Linked DNA regions of Homo sapiens: region 1 is linked to region 2. A link is a loop called in an ENCODE intact Hi-C map of the cell type or tissue named here. Cell type or tissue: dorsolateral prefrontal cortex. All regions are shown on one strand. Each heading gives the region's core, and the rest is flanking DNA. Links, peaks and the distances in the headings are about the cores only.

Evidence for each region. Peaks named below come from ENCODE experiments on the same cell type or tissue, not always from the same donor. Only the 100,000 strongest peaks of a DNase experiment are listed, where the experiment ranks them.
Region 1: it touches region 2 in a loop (4-fold over the local background); 14 of 110 quality-filtered maps call a loop at or near these places.

What each region holds. Positions count from the first base shown.
Region 1 is chr3:149,877,016-149,882,405 of GRCh38, forward strand. The region is part of intron 4 of RNF13 (ring finger protein 13); the gene reads left to right. Among named protein-coding and RNA genes, the nearest start is that of RNF13, 66 kb to the left of the region's middle. In dorsolateral prefrontal cortex, for the core only: CTCF peaks have their summits at 3,048 (motif pointing right) and 3,261; a DNase peak (open chromatin) is centred at 3,076; H3K27ac peaks cover 445 bases.
Region 2 is chr3:150,181,828-150,187,217 of GRCh38, forward strand. No RefSeq gene overlaps it. Among named protein-coding and RNA genes, the nearest start is that of LINC01213, 54 kb to the right of the region's middle. In dorsolateral prefrontal cortex, for the core only: CTCF peaks have their summits at 2,521 and 2,724; a DNase peak (open chromatin) is centred at 2,474; H3K4me3 peaks cover 963 bases; H3K27ac peaks cover 1,179 bases.

The DNA.
Region 1 (5,390 bases), core at 121-5,120, 300 kb before region 2:
GTGATCCACCCGCCTCGGCCTCTCAAAGTGCAGGGATTACAGGCGTGAGCCACCACACCCGGCCCGTATCTTTTATATACTATTTAATCCCACATCAGTCTCTGTTTCTCTCTGTGAGAGAAAAATATCATGTTTTAGATTCTGTAGTGCTAGTGCCTAATGCATTATATGGCATTGGTAGATGAATAATAAATATTTGCAAAGTGATTTACTTTAAAAACCTTAAGGGCTTATAATAAAATGTGAATAGATTAGAGCCTAAACAGTATCACTGGAACTTTCCATTTGCTTCATGTTCATTTCACTTAATGCTTTTGGCATTATTTCTAAGCCTAGATATTTATTTATCCCACAGATATTTTTCTCTAGTTCTCAATGTTTATAGAATTTTTTTAAATTACCATAAACATTTTTGGGATTATTTGATCATATCATAATAACTCTTTTTCTTTCTGTCTTTTTTTTTTTTTTTTTTTTGGTGATTTTTTTGTTATCTCAGAAAGTAGCCCTCTAGTTTTCCTTTCTAGACTTACCTTTCATTACATTATCCCCTTTCAGGCCTTCAGTCAAACACATTACTTGTCCCCAGAACATACTCTGCACTACTATTTCAGTAGTAGTAAGCAAGTAGATACGACCTTAAGTAGAAATTAAACTCTGCAAATTACCTGAAAGTCATTTAATATCATTTAATTTTTCATAATGTATATATTTCTATAAAGTGATGTATAACATTTGTTATTAATCTACTTCAGAATCATGTTTAAAAGATTCCACTAAAGGAGCATATTCAAGGATATTCGATGGATGGAAACAGTTCTATCCATATATAGTTCAATCAAACAGCTTTGTGCTGCTAATTCATTCATTCATTTGTTCATTCATTTCTTCCACCCTTTAATTGGTAAATATACTTGCATTTTCATGATTAGGTTTCTTTATACACAAATTTATTCAATATTAAAATAACAAAGCAAAATTCCCTTCTTTTACCAGGAAGGTAATCTTTCATGAAAGAAAAAAGCTGAAAAATATTAATTTACATGTGCTTTATTCTAATCTAATGAAGCAGTGTAATGCCAGTAACTTTATTTATGTATCTATTCCCCAAACATTCTTTTGCTTCAGAATTTTTACATAGGTATCCTTTAATCACAGACATCAGAATGCTAGACCATATACTTTTCAAGAGACTTACTGCTTTATTTTGGACTCAAGCAATAAAATGTATTAAAATCAAGATATTCAGATTACTCAGATATACTATAAATGAACGATGTCTAGGTAAGGAGGAAAGATGGGATCGAAAGAAAGAGAGAAAGATAGTTTTTATCACTGAACTATAATATTAATGAGAGTTAAAATGTCATAAGAGCCTGATACTCTCTTCTGAGGAGTAGCTCTTCTCAACATGGCCTGCAGTAGTCCTAAAATAATGTGCAGGAAAGAACAATGTTGAAATGGAATGTAATATTGGCAGGATTGCTTGCTATAATTCTGGATCTTATTTCAATAATTGATTATTCGATACTGCAAAGTTCCCAGGAATTTTTATCCAATAGATAAAATTAATGATTTACATTCACAATCTGAATCCTCAGATCTATTGCTCCATTCTCATCTGCATTGTTTTGATCACTTGAGAAAGAGATTCTACTTCTTAATTTCTTCTTATTTCTTTGGACTCAAAAAGATGATCATAGCTAGGTTTTGAGAATTATCTCTATTCTCTATGTCTCTCATTAATTTATTTCATTTTCTTCCCTTATAGAATAAGTACTTTTTCTCCTCTATTAGACATCTGGGTGGGGAGAAAGGGTATTTTGTGTCCAGGCTGATGGTTAATTTACTGTTCCTTTGTGGCTATGCTGAAGGAAGAGAAAATCAGTTCTCCAGAGAACTTTTCCATTTTGCACTTGGAAAGGTTTAGAAGCAGAGTTAGAGTGTGTTTTCTTTAGGGAATCTTTAGAAGGTAGACATTAAAGTGAAGGTCTAGTTGTGTCACATTTCTAGAACTGCAAAAACCCAATTTATAACTAGAAGTTTGAAGAGGCCAGGCTCCAGAACCATCCAGTATCTGTATTATGCTATTTTCTTTTTCGTTTTGACTTTTCACCTTTTTGTGTTTTGAAAGATGGAAGACACAGTAAAAGTATCTATAATGTGTATATGTGCAATTTAAATAATAGTAAAATGAATTTCTGTGTACTCAATACTTAGTTTAAGAGAGACCTGTTACTTTCTAATGTATCACTTTAATCAGACTTCATTAAAGACCTTGTTATCAGGTAATTTTTTTTTTTTTTTTTTGAGACAGGGTCTTATACTGTTGCCTGGGCTGGAGTGCAGTGGCATGAACATGGCTCACTGCAGCCTTGACCTCCTGGGGCTCAGGCGATCCTTCCACCTCAGCCTCCCAAGTAGCTAGGACTATATGCACACTCCACCATGCCTGGCTAATTTGTTTTGTTTTGTTGAGAGGGGGTCTTGTTATGTTGCTCAGACTGGTCTCAAACTCCTGGGCTCAAGTGATCCTTTTACCTTGGCCTTCCAAAGTGCTGAGATTACAGATGTGAACCATTGCATCTGGCCTGGTAATTCTTTATCTTCAAGATTTTATTCCATCTACAGATTATATTAAATGAGCTGATCTTCATAATGAGAAAGCTCTATATTTGCACTAATTTTACATTGATTTCAAATGTTTTAAATAAAGTGATGTTAAGTATACCATAAAGTGACTGCTCATTAAAGTTACTCATTTTTTATCTTGTGTTTATAATAGCTTGCAAAGGGAAAGTCTCTTTGTAAGGCCAGAACAAATTCTAGCAATACTGTGTATTTTCTAATTCTTTCTTTTTGCTACATTATACTGTTTTCATTACCTCTAGCCTGATCCTAACCTAAAAAACCCATGGATATGTCTTTTCTAATTTCAGATTCTTGGGAGTAGAGCTTATGTTTTATGCAGTTCTGTGTACTGAGCTTTTAGTACAGTGCCTACAATACCAGAAACAATTAACAGGCAGTAATGGAGGAGTATACTCAGAGATCTGTCGCTGGGTGGCGCTGAACATCAAAATTCTTACTGTAATTGCTCCATCACAGTTACTTTTCAAGTGCAATGGAAGTTCCTGTGTTACTTGTGAAATTCCTAGTAAGCTGATTTTAAGTACAGAAAGTTATCCTCTTGTTGCACAGAAAGTTATTCTAAAGCCTTTATTTTCAGTGGTGGGTGGGCTGAAATGGGGCCTCTGCTATGTTAGGATGAGAAATCATTAAGATTTGATTGGAATATGAATCCTATCAGTGTCTAAAAAATATGAACTTAGATCAGATCCTTTATTTTAAATATCTACTTTAATATACATAGGTAACTAGAGAATATTTATGAATAGCTTTTTTAGATTTAAATTGCAATTCTGACAAATATTTAGGCAGCTTTTAACTAGTATAGTTTATTTTAACTGGTGTGGTTCATTACAAAGTAAAGATTTTTTTAAAGCAGTTTTAACTTAAGCATAACTTACAAGTTTTAACTTATAGCAAGCATAACTACACATAAAGGTTATTCAGATTTTCTTAATGTCACTGGGAAAAAAAGACGAATGTAATTTAACTTTTAAATTAATTTTAATTTTATGTTATTCATTTTATTATCTTTAGTACTAATCATGTTCCAGCTACAGTATTAAGCTTCATAATACTGGAAATAGCCACATTCAAAGACCTATAAGCTAATGACTTTGATTTTTTGATGGGATGTTGCAGAACATGATTGTTGCAACATGGAACAATCATGTTGAAAGGCATCAATCTTTTTTCTGATTGCCAACAACCTATGGAATATTAAAAACTATCTATATGAGTGAGTTTCAAACTTTTTTGACTGCAACCCACCCACAGTAAGAAGTTTATTTTTACTTGTTCCCTAGTTTGTATACAGCACACAGTCTGACAATAAAATTTCATGGAATAGTACTTACCTACACTACCTATACGATAATAACTTGGTATATGAAATTTCTTTTTATTAAAAAATAAAATTCACTTGGGTTCACTAAATGACTTTACTGCCTGGTAATGGATCATGACCTATAGTTTGAAAAATGCAGATTTAGGCCAATCTTTTCTGTGTAGCAGTGAAAACTGGCAGGGACACTAAGAAGTATGCTTTTTGCCTAAGCACTTCTAAGTTCAAAAATTGCTTTTTATTTGTAATTTTAGTAGTAAATTGTGTCTCCCAGTATTTAAAATTGCTTGTCCATATGCCATAGATTGACTTTAAAATGATGCCATTGGAAAAAATAACAAAAGATCTTTGTTTTTTTTTGAGATAGAGTCTTGCTCTGTTGCCCAGGCTGGAATACAGTGGCTTGCTCGCAGCTCACTGCAACCTCCACCTTCCAGGTTCAAATGATTCTCCTGCCCTAGCCTCCTGAGTAGCTGATATTACAGGCACCCACCACCAGGCCTGGCTAATTTTCATATTTTTAGTAGAGATGGGGTTTCACCACGTTGTCCAGGCTGGCCTCGAACCCCTGACCTCAAGTGATCCACCCACCTCGGCCTTCCAAAGTGTTGGGATTACAGGTGTGAGCTACTGCACCCGGCCAACATAAGATCTTTAATAATTTAAGTTCCAAGCGTTTTGGCTTCTGTTTTTTGGTATACTGTACTTGAAACAAATAAGTATGGCTTTTTGTATAACACAAGATTTTACTAGCCCTACCAAAAATGTTTTCTAATGAAATAAATAAATTCAGCTTACCTCTAAGCTTAACATGTACAGTGGTAATATGCCACTTAGCAAAAGGTCAACTTTCCCAGAACATAGCCTCAGAGAAGAGAAGGAAACATGCCTTTGTACCACCATTATGAATGTTGCTAAGCTTCAGCGTTAAAACCATGTACTTTTCCTGGCAGTTTTTCTCAGAATTCTTATGCACTTAATTTTTTTTAAAGAATAGAATTCTTATCGGGTTTAGTTCTTTTTTTTTCTCTGCCACAGAGAAGGATATACAGATGGAGGAAGTCCAGAATAACTATTAGTAGAGTACCAGTGGTAAGCACAGAGAGAGGAAGTAACATATGACACTTAACATTAAGGAGAAAAACTATAGTCTGTTGAAGCATGTTCATGATGATCTCGAGTAACTGGAAAAGGTCAAGTCACATTTGGTGAAAAGGTGGGGAAAATGCAACATATCACAAAAATTTTTATCCAAAATGACTAAAGTAAAATTTCCTGTGTGCTTTCGTGGAGGGTGGGTGGGGGAGGGGGTAGGAAGGAACTAACCAACAGATACGAGGAAATTTTATTTTTTTGACTTATATATTGCTGGATAGGGCTGGATAATCAGTTACCTTAGTTGCAGTTTACTTTAAAC
Region 2 (5,390 bases), core at 96-5,095:
ATAAGTGGGTATATGGATAGGGTAGGCTGGGAAATGTAGCCCCTGGCTGAGCAGGGGGAATCAGGATTCTTTTGAGCCCTGAGGACTCCTGAGACTGCGACAGTGCATTCATGAAGAGGCGTCAGAAACAGAGAGACAGAGTCTTGGCCAAGGACAGAAAGACTAGAGTCAAGAAACAGGTCAATGTATAGATGCGCCCCCCTACAAATAAATGAACTTTTTCAGGGATAGGAAAGGTGTTAAGTGGGGTGCAAGTCTGAGAGAAAGGGAAACATTTGGGCGGCTTATACGGGATGGAGAGAGGCCTCATGCTTAAAACAATAAAAAATGATGCTAGAAAAAGGTAAGAAGTCCGACGACGTGAGACTAATCTCCAGATGAAAATTTGCTTTCAGGGGTGTGACAAACATAGCTATTTGACTGCAAAAACCCATGTTCTTCCTAGCCAGTCAGCGGCTACATTTCCCAACCTCATCAACCTTTACGCATATATGGGCCAATTAATTGGTTCGCCCAATAAAATGTGAGCAGAAGAGCTTTGTAAATGGCCAAGTGGGTAAGAAGCAGATGTATTTCCCAGTCTCTTTCCCTAACTGCCCGCTACTGAGAGGACGAAGAGGAAGAGGAACCACAAGGTGGAAGGGGCCTGGGCCTCTGAACGTTCACATGGAAGGCCATACAATGTGTCTTGGACTCTGATGTGAATAGAAAATAAACCTTATTAAATCTCTGAGATTATAGGTGTATCTGTTTCAGCAGCTAGTTTTACTTAACACATGTGAAAGGCCAGAGGAGGCTTATGGGGAGCAAAGGAAATTCAAGAATCTAAATGATGACTCTTTTCAACTCCTCCCACCTATGAATACAGATCTTAGGCTAATAAATACAGACACCCCACCTACGTCTTAGGCAATCATCAAGGCAAGGTTAAAGAAAGTTTCCCTGTCTCTCGCCACTTCTACACTTAGCCTTAGGCTCCATACTTTTAGTGGTTTATTTATCTACCTCAAGGTCTCCATCTGTCATCTTTTAAATCACTTTTATTCTAGCTAAAAATGTTGGAGGATAGGAAGGACACTGGGTATTTATTCTAACTATTTTGGGGGACAGAAAGGTAAAGTAACAGAATCAGATAAACTGGTGAACATCTTAGTTGTAAAGAAAAGGGGGCGCTATTATAAGAAAACACTGTTCTATCTCTGAACTTTAGGTTTTCTAAGGGAGACTGCTCTGTAGTTTGGCTAGTACATTGATGGGTTTTAGATGGGCAAACCTGGGCTCAGAGAAGGATCTAGGAAGAGTTGAATTGAGTTATTCAGCATAAAAGTATGAAAAGAGTTGAAAAAAGGAAAAGAGATGAAAAGAGAGAGGTGACAGCAAGACTCTGAGATGCCAGAGGGGTCCACGGGATGGGGCATTATGGATGGTCTCAGTGATGGGGATGGAGACGAGACTGTTAAATCCAGGAAACATGAATGTTGAGCGTTAGACTGTCTGGTCACCTCTATGTAGCTCCCGCTGTCTACCCAAATTTTCAGTGGAGGTTTTCACATCAAAGACACCTTCTATGGGAGGTTTTTCAGGGGCACCTAAGGAAGGGCTACAGTTCCACAGACAAGTTGACAAACTGTGGAATGCAGACAGCATATACAGGCAGGAGAAGACCCATAAACAAAATGGATCCAGATGGAGCTTGGAATCACAGGACCATTCACTCCACAAACATTGAGCACCCAATATGTGCCTAGGACTATTCCAGAGCATGAGGACCATGCCTGGAACTAGATAGACAAAGTCCATGGGAACTCACAATCTAATGGAGTGACAGACAATAAATAACTGAACAGATAAATACATGAGAAAAATAAAGCAGAGGATATGGTGATGAATGGAGGCTCTGCTTGAGAATGAATGGTTGCCTTGCAGAGGCAACACTGAAGCCGAGACTATTCTCATTAGGAATTTACTATCAGCTTTGTGGGGGTGGAGGTGTAGGTTGGTCAGGAGCAGAGTGACCCCAGTACATGTGGATTACAGACCAATCATTTACTCATTTCTCCTGCTAATTCTCTTCCTTTTCCCTACGATGATGTAATGTTATTTTTTCAGTAAACAATAAAAAATGTATTGAGTCCTTCTTTGTATGCTAGGGGGAGATAGTTGCTACTCAGAAGGTTATAATCAAGGTTGTCGCTGAAGTGGGAGTTCATGGATTCCGCTTCCCTCCCGTCTCTAAGGAAAAGGCAGTGAACTGTAGGTTCGAAATCATTTGATCTCACGCTTGCCTAGAAGCAGAAGAATGAAGCTGACTAGAACACCCCTTAAGCCTCTTAGCTGTCCTGAGGGAAAGGAGCACTGCACCCTCCCCCAGAGTAAAGACATCGCGAATTAATTCCTGGGTGGTGGACGGCGACGTCCTTGTCCTGCGGGAAGTGCAAGGGCACCCGCTCAGGGTTGTGAGAAACTGCGGGGCCCACGCTGCTGGCGAGAGTCAAGAAGGAACGAAAAGAAGGAGCTCCATCTAGCGTTGTTACGAAACAAGACCAGCGGCATCCTGAACAGTTAGCTCCTTTCTGAAGGGCGAGTACCAAATGAAAAACGCACCTTATCTTCCGCCTAAAAATTTTACCGAAAAAGCCAGAGCCGCTGGGCTGTGGGAATTTAGCGCACAGTACAAGCCTGACATCACCTTTGTCTGGGAATGAACCCAGGAACGGAAAGAAGACTAAATTATCTTAAGGTCTTGCTTATCAGTAACTACACATGAAATGTTTCCTCCTAGGACAGGAGCGCAGGCTTCTTTGTTGTTATAAAATCATGATCTGGGGACTTGACAACGTCCAGAGCAATCTGGGGAGGCCCATAAATGGGATCCTGTATATTATGACTTTGGGGACATTTGTGCAAGTATTTGTAATTGATGGGTCATAGGGTTCACATACCTTCAACTTCAGTAAACAATGACTAACTGCTTTCCAAGGGAAATATAACAGTTTACACTCTCATCAAGACTATGAGGGTTCCCTTTGCTCCTTATCATCTGCAAAAGTTAGTATTGTCAGCCAGTTTCATTTTTGTCATTCTGATGGGTGGGGTCAGGATACTTCATGGTGTTTTAGTTGGCATTTTCTTAGTTACTAGTGAAGTCAAGCACTTCCCATATGTTTCTTGTCTATGTAGATATCCTCTTTTGAGAATTATTTATTCAAGTCTGTTGGCCAATTTCCCAAGGTCTGCCTTTTTCTTAGTTATTTGTACTTATTCTTTATATATTCTGGTTAAGAGGCCTTTATTAGTTACATATGTTGAGATATAGTCCTTCAGTCAAGGCTTGTTTTTCATTTGTTTAATTGGTGTCTCTTTAGGAACAGAGGTTCTTAATTTTTATGAAACTCAATTTATAACTCTTATGATTTTTGTTTTGTATCTTATTTAAAAAATATTTCCCTACCCTGAGGGAAGACATTGTCCTATATTACCTCTCAAATCTTTATTGTTTTGCATTTTGCATTTAGGCCTAGTCTCCTGGAATTGACATTTTATTAGACAGAAGGTAGTGGTCAAGTTTTATTTTTCCTATTTGGGTTTCCAATTGTCCCAGGTTTATTTGTTGGAAAGACACTCCTCTTCCCACTGTTCTACAGTACCACCCTTGTCATCAATCGTGTTCATTTGTGTGTGAGTTTGAGAATGATCTACTCTGTTCCATTGTTCTACCTTGCCTGAATATAAAACTGTCCAAGTAACCTACAGATTCAATGCAATCCCTATCAAGATTCCAGTGTCATTTTTCATAGAAATAGAAAAAAATACTAAACTTCATATGGAACCACAAAAACCTGAATAGCAGAGGCAATTATGAGCAAAAAGAACAAAGCTGGAGGCACTACACTATCTGATTTCAAACCATACTAAAAAGCTACAATAACTAAAACAGCATGGTACTGGCAAAAAACTAGACACATAGACTAATGGAGCAGAATAGAGAGCCCAGAAATTATCTCTCACATCTACGGTCAATTGATTTTTGGCAAAGGTGCCAAGAATTCACAATGGAGAAAGCCTAGTCTCTTCAATAAATGGTGTTTAGAAAACTGAATATCCACATGCAGAAGAATGAAATCGGACCCTTATCTCACACCATATACAAAAAGTCACCTCAAATGGATTAAAGACTTAAAAGTAAGACCAGAAACTGTAAAACTCCTAGAAGAAAACATAGGGGAAAACCTACATGACATTAATCTGGTCAATGAGTTTTTCATTTAACCCCAAAAGCATAGGCAGCAATAGCAAAAATAGACAAATGGGATTGCATCAAACTAAAAAGCTCTGCACAGCAAAGGAAATAACCTACAGATTGAGAGAAAATATTTGCAAGCCATACATCTGATAAAAGGTTAATATCCAAAATATTTAAGAAACTTGGACAACTCCACAGCAAGAAAAAAACAGTTAAAAAATTGGGAAACAACTTATATACATAACTCTCAAAAGAAAACATACAAATAGCTAACAGATACATGAAAAAATGTTCAACATTACTAAATCATTAGAGAAATACAAATTAAAACCTCAGATCTCACACCCGTCAGCATGGCTATTATAAAAAAGACAAAGGGTAAGTTGGCAAGGATGTGGAGAAAAGGGAACATTTGTACACTATTAGTGGGAATGTAAATTAGTACAGCCATTATTGATAACTGTATGGAGGTTTCTCAAAAAACTAAAAATGGAATTACTGTATGACCCAGCAATGTCACCTATAGGTATTTACCCAAAAGATTTGTCAAAGAGATGTCTAGACTCCCATTTATTGTAGCACTATTATGTAGCACAAGTTATGGAGGCAACCTAAGTGTCCATCAACAGGTGAATGAATATAGAAAATGCGGTATATATAAATAATAGACTACTACTCAGCCTTTAAGAAGAAGAAAATTGTGGAATCTAAACAATCAAATTCATAGAAGCAGAGAGTAGAATGGTGGATGGGGGGGTGGGGCAAATGGGGAGATGATGGTCAAAGGAAACAAAACCTCAGTTAGATGAGAGGAGTAAGGTTTTTAAAATATCAATTGCACAGCATGGTGAATAGAATTAATAATAGTATACATAATTAATACTATTATTAATACTATTTATAATAGTATAAAAATAGTACATTTTTAAATTGCTAAAAGTAAATTTCAAAAGTTCTCACCACAAAAAGTTTAAAGTATTTGAGGTGATGGATATGTTAATTAGCTTTATTTTTATTTTTTTCCACATTGTATTTATAAATCAAAACATCACTTGGTGCCCCATAAATACATACAATTAGAAACTATCAATTTATAATAAAATAAAAACATATCAAACTGTCCTAATTACTAGAACCAATACATCTT